2 separate regions of the Homo sapiens genome follow, and region 2 is linked to region 1. The links are chromatin contacts, found by Hi-C or POLR2A ChIA-PET in ENCODE. All regions are on one chromosome and are shown on one strand. Each heading gives the region's core, a stretch centred on a gene start or an enhancer-like site at or near the end of the contact. The rest is flanking DNA. Distances are from core to core; before and after follow the strand shown.

Region 1 (4,741 bases), core at 1,461-3,960:
ACACATGCCCCTTCCTCTCAGCAACTGGCAGGCTAGTAAGTCCAATATTCTATTACATCTATATGTTGGCATATCTCTCAGTCCCGTCTCTTGATGGCCATGCTGAAATGTGGTCTAGCCCATCCTTACCCTCCATTGCTCTTATCTTTGGTAGAACCATCTAACCTAGCTCAAGTGGCTCTCTCCCTTTTCCCCACATCTGCCTGCCTGTACCCACTCCTTGGTACAGGTGCCTATGCTAACAGTAGCCGTATAGCTTTTTGGAAAGGAACAGAGAACAAGCTGGGAGAAAGAGTGGATTCATGAGAGGCTATGATAACAGTATGTTGTACCTGTGATATAATGCACACCTCTTTCCTTCTGAAACATCTTTGCTGTACAAGTGACTCTGGCCATCAGAAAGCTTGGGTACACCTGCTCTTTTTTGTTTTTTTTTTTTTGTTTTTTTTTTTTGAGACAGAGGCTCTCTGTGTTGCCCAGGCTGGAGTGCAGTGGCGCGAGCTCACTGCAATCTCCACCTCCTAGGTTCAAGCAATTCTCATGCCTCAGCCTCCCAAGTAGCTGGGATTACAGGCGTGTGCCAGGCTAATTTTTGTATTTTTAGTAGAGACAGGGTTTCGCCATGTTGGCCAGGCTGGTATCAAACTCCTGGCCTCAAGTGATCTGCCCATCTTGGCCTCCCAAAGTGCTAGGATGACAGGCGTGAGCCACTGCACCCAGCCTACTCCACTTTTTAAGATTTATTTATTTATTTATTTCTAAAAAAAAACAAACAAAAAACAAAACAAAAAAAAACAGGATACATGTGCAGAATGTGCAGGTGTGTCACATAGGTATACGTGTGCCACGGTGGTTTGCTGCACCTATTGACCTGTCCTCTAAGTTCCCTCCCCTCACCCCGTAAACCCCCAGCAGGCTCTCGTATGTGATGTTCCCCTCTCTGTGTCCATGTGTTCTCAGTGTTTAACTTCTACTTATGAGTGAGAACATGCCGTATTTGGTTTTCTGTTCCTGTGTTAGTTTAATGAGGATGATAGCTTCCAGCTTTATCCATGTCCCTGCAAAGGACATGATCTCATTCCGCTGCATAGTATTCCATGTTGTATATGTACCACATTTTCTTTATCCAGCCTATTATTGATGGGCATTTGGGTTGATTTCATGTCTTTGCTATTGTAAATAGTGCTGCAATAAACATAGGTGTGCATGTGTCTTTACAGTAGAATGATTTATATTCCTTTGGGTATATATACCCAGTAATGAGATTTTTGGGTCAAATGGTGTTTCTGGTTCTAGATCCTTGAGGAATCACCATACTGTCTTCCACAATGGTTGAACTAATTTACATTCCCACCAACAGTATAAAAGCATTCCTATTTCTCCACAGCCTCGCCAGCATCTATTGTTTCCTGACTTTTTAATAATCACCATTCTGACTGGCATGAGATGGTATCTCATTGTGGTTTTGATTTGCATTTCTCTGATGATCAGTGATGTTGAGTTTTTTTTCATGTTTGTTGGCTGCGTAAATGTCTTCTTTTGAGAAGTGTCTGTTCATATCCATTGCCCTTTTCATATCCTTTGTATGTTCATATCAGTTTTTGATGGGATTGTTTGTTTTTTTCTTGTAAATTTGTTTAAGTTCCTTGTAAATTCTGGATATTAGACCTTTGTCAAATGGGTGGGTTGCAAAAATTTTCTCCCATTCTGTAGGTTGCCCGTTCACTCTAATGATAGTTTCTTTCGCTGTGCAGAAGCTCTTTAGTTTAATTAGATCCCATTTATCAATTTTGGCTTTTGTTGCAATTGCTTTTGGTCATGAAGTCTTTCTGCATGCCTATGTCCTGAATGGTATTGCCTAGGTTTTCTTCTAGGGTTTTTTATGGTTTGGGTTTTAAATTTAAGTCTTTAATCCATCTTGAGTTAATTTTTGTATAAGGTGTAAGGCAGGCCATCCCTGCTTTTAAAAGCAAGTTTATCTTAAAGACAAATAGGGTGTGATCTCACTTAGAGGTTCTAAGTGTTCTCACAACTAAAAAATGCTAAGTATGCATATGTTAATTAGCTCAATTTAGCTATTCTACAATGCATACGTATTTCAAAATATCATTTGTATATAATAATCCTATACAGTTTTTGTCAATTCAAATAAATACTTAATTTTAAGCAAGTGTATCTTGGTAGAGTCTGATCATCTGAATTCTGGTGGGATTTTCATAGTAAGTTGAAATGGAAATTCTCCCAGGGGGAAAAAATATATATTTCTTCCAGGGGGAATGAAAAAGGCTTCTTACCTATAAGTATGAATAAAAATGTACAGCATTCACTGAACTGCATTGGAAGCATAGCTCCTGGAGAACTTTTAGGAACATCTGAGTAATTATTCTTGCCATCTATGCAACAGTACCTATGTTTACCTCTTTCTTTTCCTCCATGGGAGCCCTTGGGAGAGACTCTGCTGCCTTTGAGGTTGAGCATCTACCTTGGGTCCTGGTACTGAGGACTTGGGGACTCTACGTAATATTTTTCAAACACTAAGTGTGTTCAGCCCATCATTTGAAATATCCTTGTCATTGGTGCCTCATCTCCCTTGATGCAGGCAGAAATATGTCCTTGTCCTTTGCTTTCCTCATCCTTTGTTCTCCATGGGAGCTAGAGGTGCAGGTTGAGGTAATAAAGATACAAGTCCAGGCTGGTCTATGAAACCCAACCCATATTAAATTTGGTTATTAAACTCATCTTCTTAAGCTCCCTAGCTTAGGCTAGCTGATATTAGCTTCTGTGAATGCAGCGTTGCCAAACAGACATGCAGGAGCCTGCCTGGACCCCTCAAATATTTTATAATTGAAGTTTGCTATGTGTCATAGCTTTCAAGATTGCCAACTTCCTTAAATGTGCATGCAATTATAACTCATGCAAACACTTTTATTAAAATGTAAAAGAATTATTGGGATGAAGTAGCAATTCCCACCAGTCCCAAGAGATGTCCTGCTTAAATAAATGTTCCATCATCAGATAAGCTTGAGACACCATTGAGGCTTCTCCCTTATAAGGGACCCATCAGACACAGCAGCCAAGAAAAGCCCTATTGCAGGCCGGACGCGGTGGCTCACGTCTGTTGTCTCAACATTTTGGGAGGCCAAGATGGGTGGATCACCTGAGGTGAGGAGTTTGAAAACAGCCTGGCCAAGATGGTGAAACCCCACCTCTACTAAAAATACAAAAATTATCTGGGCATGGTGGTGGGCACCAGTAATCCCAGCTACTCGGGAAGCTGAGGCAGGAGAATCACTTGAACTCAGGAGGCAGAGGTTGCAGTGACCCAAGATCACACCACTGCACTCCAGCCTGGGCAACAAGAGTGAAACTCCGTCTCAAAAAAAAGAAAAAAAATTAAAAAACTTAAAAAGCCCTAATGCAAGGAAGCTCGTCTGGCTTGATTTACCCAGAGTTAAATAAACTTAATTGATTTGGGGTCATACTTTTTAAGGGAACACTTGTGAACCACTTAAAAATTATTGGGCCGGGCACGGTGGCTCACGCCTGTAATCCCAGCACTTTGGAAGGTTGAGGTGGGCAGATCACCTGAGGTCAAGAGTTCGAAACCAGCCTGGTCAACATGGTGAAACCATGAAACCCTGTCTCTACTAAAAATACAAAAATTAGCCAGGCGTGGTGTCAGACACCTGTAGTCTCAGCTACTCAGGAGGCTGAGGCACAAGAACTGCTTGAACCCAGGAGGCAGAGGTTGCAGTGAGCCGAGTTCATGCTACTGCACTCTAGCCTGGGTGACAGGGTCCAGTGTGGGTGACAGAGAAAGACTCCATTTCAAAAAAAAAAAAATTATTGCTCTCTGAACTTATTTGTTACCTGCCAATTTAAAATAATCTACTTCCAGTCTTCATTAAGTTCTTCTTAGGTATAAATTTTTTAGAAAGACATCAAGGCTCAGCAGGTATGTAAGGTCATTTGTGGCATATCCTATTTATGAAAATAATCAACTTCTGGACTTTAGTCCTTTATTCATGCTTGTCCCAGTAACTGGAATTTAATGTTTAATGATTTCATAACCCTTGAAAAAGTTAAAAGAAACTGAAGGTGCTTATTTTAGACATCTGAACTTACTGACTATATTTTTGTTGTAGCCATGTGTTTTAACTCCAGCATTCCATACTACAGAGCGTTTTTAGATTATGACTCAGTTAAAAACTAAACTGAACTCAACTAAAACTAATTTACATTCCTGCACTTAGTCATCAGTTAAATTGGTCAATAAATATTTCTTGAGGGTCTAATATACGCCGTAGACTAAGGCACTGGGAATACAGAAATGAAAACTACAAAGAATAGTCTTTGCCCTGTGAATGTTGCAGTGTAAATAGGAAGATAAACATTAGGTAAGTCATGGTGGAGAGGAAGTATTAAGATACCTGAGAAAAAATATCAAGAGGATCCTACCTACCCATCTCCAAGTCCACATCTCTGTAAACTAGGAAGAACATAAAGAAGAAAGAGCCCACACTTCATTCAAAATGACAATATCTTTATTACATAGGAGGGACACATCCCAAATAATTGTTTATAGCATTCCCAACAATAAAATCAATGGCCTAAATGTGAAATTAATTGGAAGCCACAGTCCTAATACACTGTTTTGGCGATTAAGCACATTAGATGGGATTGTTTCAGAAGGCCTAATTATTGTGTCTGCCACACTCATCTGTTTGAGTCATTCCTAACT
Region 2 (4,741 bases), core at 961-3,460, 55 kb after region 1:
AAGCACTATCATTAGAGAAGAGCTCTGCCCCATAGTCCAGGTGATGCAGTGGAATGATGCTCTACACCTATTTGTATGGGTTTTTGGAAAGAAAATGCAAACTGATTTGGTCCACTTACCTATGTAACTTCATTCCCACTTTTCTTTATCCTCTCCTAAACCCGTAGCAATTGGTGGTGGTGGGTAAAATTGGAGGTAGTAGTGACTGTCTACCACTATTTGTGTTTTTCCCTCATTTATCCACCAGGCTACACTGCCAAATATTCCTTATATCATTCTAGGCATTTCTTCCATATAATGGAAGCAACAGAGAAAAAGAACACACCAGAGAAGAAATGTAAATACACCATTTTTATCTGTCATTAATAAGTACAAAATGTTGTGGTATTCACCAAAAATTATTTGCATATCTAGACTGTTAAGGATAAATTGTAATATATGTTGAACCAAATAATAAACAGAAAGAGCTTATTAGAGGCTTATGCATAATCTTGATGATACTGGTAATTATTCATGTTGATAGACATTCTGGTTATCATTTGTTTATAATGATCCCCTGAATCTAAAGTTACTTTCTAATTCTGAAGCCGTTATGTGATTGCATTTTATTTGCTATATTAGGTAGTTGGAACTAATAATACAAGGAGCTCATGTGGTTCAATTAGCTTATTTAAATTCAAAAGAAGCCCAAAAGCCTAATCTGTCACTTGCCTTAGAGTAGAGCTATTTCAGTCTCATAGTTAATGTCATAAATTAAGCCTTGATGTAAATAACCATTTTATTCCCCTACACTTTTACTTGCCCATATCCTTCTGGAAATGTACTGGGAGGAAGAAGAGGAGGTTCAGGCCAAATGTTAGACTCAGCCTTGGCCTATGTGACTGAGACCTGTATAAATGGACTAATAAGAATCGGCTCACCCACTCTAACCACAGCCTTTATTGCTTCCCCACTTTCAAAGACCTTGAGAGCTTTTGAAACTATGGGGAAACTGAGGCTGGGAACATCTGATACACCCAGTCAGCTTAGTCACTTAGTAAATAACTGCTGAACAACTTACGTGGCACAAGGACGAAAACAGAGGTCTGTTTGATCGAAATTTTCACTTCCAAGCTGTGTACACTGTGGGTACTTAATAAATCCTCCTAGACTTAATTGATTTTGACTTAATTCACCACTTCTGCTGAATCTCCTCAAACCTCATCACGTAGACGTCTCATAATTCTCAGAACATACCTGGACCATTGCCAACATACATCCCTGGTGTCACTTTTTACTGTAACTGTTGTTTCATGTGGCTTTCCCCTTTTACTAGATTAGGAGCATTCAAGGAGAAAATAGATCTGGAAAAAATATAGATAACAATTTACGTTTCTTCCTGAGCAACTCCTGCTCTAACAACTGTCAGAAGGAGTTGAGATATAGGAACAGGATCACCCCTATTTGACAGATGAGAAAATTGAGGCACAGGCACAGACTATTATACGTTATTTGTAAAAAAAAAAAAAAAAAAAAAAAGTTCATATAACCATTTTGGAATGAAGCCACAGCCAGAATTTTGGGATTTTCCAACCACAATACATAGCTGCTTTACACTCTAGATAAGTCATGCCATGTTGATTAGCCCTGGCAAGTTTCAGCAGGGGAGATATCAAAGAAAAACAGATCTGAGGCTGTTTGAAGAGATAAATGACCAAAGTTGGCACTGACAGAATGAGAATAGCAAAGGTTTAAAGAGATTGGTAGACAGGCCAGAGAGGAGCACAGTGATAAGGAAATGGAGCAGGTATTAGAGAAGTTGTTTTCAATACCATATATTTTTACCTACTATGAAAAGAAAGTGTCAATAGTAATAGTGATGATGATGATGATTATGATGATGATGAAGCTTAGGGAATGCCTACTATGTGCCAGGAACTGTTAAAACACTTTATATGCATTAACTCTTAATCCTTATTGAAAGTCCGTGAGGCAGAAACTATTCTTAGCCCCATTTCACAGATATGGCAGCTGGAAGCCACAAGGTCCCACTTGCCCAAGGTGCCCAAGAACAGCAGCGCTGCATTTTAAATCCAATTAGTCCAGTTCTGAGACGGTTTCCTTAACCCTTTTTTTTTTTTTTTTTTTTTTACACTGCTTCTCCAGGAGAGGTTGCAAGACAAAACAGGCTTCTGAAATGTAACTCCAGAGCAAGAGCCTTTGTCTTGACCTCGGGATTTCACCAAGCTGGCCTCAGCCATGTGGAATGCGAGGAATTTCAGAGGCTCTTCCATGATTTTCCCTGGCCAGCTTTGGGGTCTAAAGCAGGCTCCAGGACTCAAAGTGTCCCTGAAGGCTGCGTCTAAAGCACATGCCATCTGCCCTTAAACCTTAGGGCCAGCACTTGCCGTTCCGCGGCCTGGCCTGCTTGCTTGAAAATATCATCATGCACCTACAGCAGCAAGTGCTGCCAAGGTGGCACTGAAAGAGGCAAAATTCAGAAAATCAGGTTGGGATTCCAGCCCTTCGCTAGAATCGTTTTCCCCAAGAAAAGTGTTGCTGGAGTCTGCCGGTCAATGACTCAGCCCATGTAAAGACACAGTTCAAATTATTCCAGCGGAATACAAATGGCGGGGGCCTGTTAACTGAATTGTAGATCGTAGAAATCCATTGCTTTTCCCATGAAAAACTAATGGGATGCAGTTGTCTGACAGCTATTCCTATGGGCAAAAACTATTGTTAATGGGAGAGTCTTTAATAGTCTTCTATGTTTTCTTTTTTGTGCCCATATTTTAATTGATTTTTTTTCAATTAGGAGCATACTAGAAAAAGATTCCAAAAATTACTTGTTTTAAAATAAGCCATTAGGAAATCTCATCCTTCAATTATGCTTTTTCTTTCTCACAGCAGCCTGATTCTGAAGTCTTTTCTTAGCCAAAGTTGCATTTATTCTATCCCATGCCATGTAATTTAATGGCTATGTAATTCCAATAGCACCAATCTGTTGTTCTGTCAAGTACATATTACAGTTATTTAGCATCTTCCTTCCTCCTGTCGAGAATCAACATGAGTATTCTGTATTAGAATCTTTCATGGTTGCTGATTTTAATAAAATTAATTCAGCTTGAGGTTCGAACTTGATTCTAGCCATCATCCCTAATCTAAATATTCCTGGAGTACAGATTATTCTTGGAAGTAGAAACTGCACAAATCCAATGTCGACTCCATCAGAATTCTGTTATTGTTTTTAAAGAGGTGGTCTCCAAACAATATAAACTATAATAAAATTAGAAATATGAAATATAATAATCAGGGTGCGATTTAAATGTAGCATAAAGCATAAATCTGATCTTGTTATTCTCCTGCTTAAAAACTTTCAACAGCAGGAACTTCATACCCCTTGGCTCGTCTCCCATTGTGTGGCTTCTTCCTGCTTCACCTCTTCTCACTCCTCATGCTCCTCCCCACACCCCTTCTCTGCACTGGCCTTAGAGAGCTGCGTGCCTGCCCCTAGATGGGACATTCTCCTGGCACACGCTGCTCCTCTAAAGAACATTCAACACCCACAACACACACACACACTAGACACACAACACACACACAATACACACACATGCAGCACACATACAACATACACAACACACACAATACACACACATGCAGCACACATACAACATACACAACATACAACACATACACCATACATACTACACACACAGCACACACACAACAGGAAACACACAATACATATAATACATACAACATACATGCATACACATGCAACACACACACACACACACACACTTTGACCACCACACACTCCCTTGCCAAGTTCCTACTCATTTTTCAGGTCTCAGTTTAAATGTCACTTCTCCAGAGATCTCCTCTGACCCCTGGTCTCAATTCTGACCCTCTCCCACCATTCCTTCTCAGCATTCTTCTCTAGAATATGTATCACAACTTGTAACAAGACATGTTTTGTTAACATCTGTCTTCCCCACAAGACTGCAGGCTTCATGAAGGGAGACACCATGTCTTGATTTTCCTCACCTTTGTTTAACTAGCACTAAGCACAATGCCTGGCACATAGTAGAATCTCAAGAAATATTTGTTGAATGAAAGAATGAATGAGATCGTAGCCTGGAAGTATATGACCACCTGCTGGTTCCATACCTGGCATGTCCCACGTGGGATGAGCAAAGGCCCTGAGGGCTTATGTGACCCATGAGCTGGTCCCTGGTGTGAGCCCACCTTACTGGCCCTAGCTGAGGCTCCTAGCTCCCAGTTCCTGGGAGGCTCTTCACAAGCACTCTGCAATGGCGCTCTCCATCCCCATCTCCGTCTCCACCCCACAGAAGCTGCACCAGTCCCTGCCACTAGGCACTGGACCCTCCCTCCCTTATCTCTCCAGAAATAGTGTGTTACCAAGAACTAAAAGGGAGGAAGAGTTAAAACAAAACAAAGCAAAAAACAAATCCTAGCTGCCACAAGGAAGATTTTTCCCAGACATTTTTGTCTTTATTTCTTGGAATAAAATCAGAAGACACTATTTTTGACACCTCTGTTTTGTTTCACAATGATACACAAAGACGCTTTACGCTTCTGCACACTGCCCTGTACCATTTGGCTATGACAAGTTGCTTTGATAACCAACAGCTTTTGTACACTGATGCATATCCTGGCAAATCTTATGCCTTAACAAAAACTTCCTTACAAATTGTTCACTGTGTCAAATAGCTTGTTTTATTTTGACAATAGCTTA

Evidence for each region. Hi-C counts contacts between places; a loop is a spot of excess contacts on that map. ChIA-PET counts read pairs that join two places held with the same protein, here RNA polymerase II (POLR2A). Pooled maps may share reads with other maps.
Region 2: a loop to region 1 is called in a map of heart left ventricle, with 2.3 times the contacts of the local background. The contact joins two enhancer-like sites. A Hi-C loop is called at or near these places in 13 of 168 maps with a recorded cell type or tissue (IMR-90, aorta, astrocyte of the cerebellum and 7 more), 2 of 37 single-sample maps with no recorded cell type and 8 of 50 pooled maps. POLR2A ChIA-PET finds 5 or more read pairs at or near these places in 2 of 52 experiments (HepG2 and WTC11).

What each region holds. Positions count from the first base shown.
Region 1 is chr13:97,270,686-97,275,426 of GRCh38, forward strand. The region is part of intron 1 of MBNL2 (muscleblind like splicing regulator 2); the gene reads left to right. The region is part of intron 3 of LOC101927385 (a long non-coding RNA gene); the gene reads right to left. Among named protein-coding and RNA genes, the nearest start is that of MBNL2, 51 kb to the left of the region's middle. Within about 2 kb of position 2,711, at least 9 of the 41 ENCODE cell types and tissues checked have a DNase peak (open chromatin) inside an H3K27ac peak, as active enhancers do.
Region 2 is chr13:97,326,066-97,330,806 of GRCh38, forward strand. All of the region lies in intron 2 of MBNL2 (muscleblind like splicing regulator 2), which reads left to right. Among named protein-coding and RNA genes, the nearest start is that of RAP2A, 110 kb to the right of the region's middle. Within about 2 kb of position 2,211, at least 8 of the 41 ENCODE cell types and tissues checked have a DNase peak (open chromatin) inside an H3K27ac peak, as active enhancers do.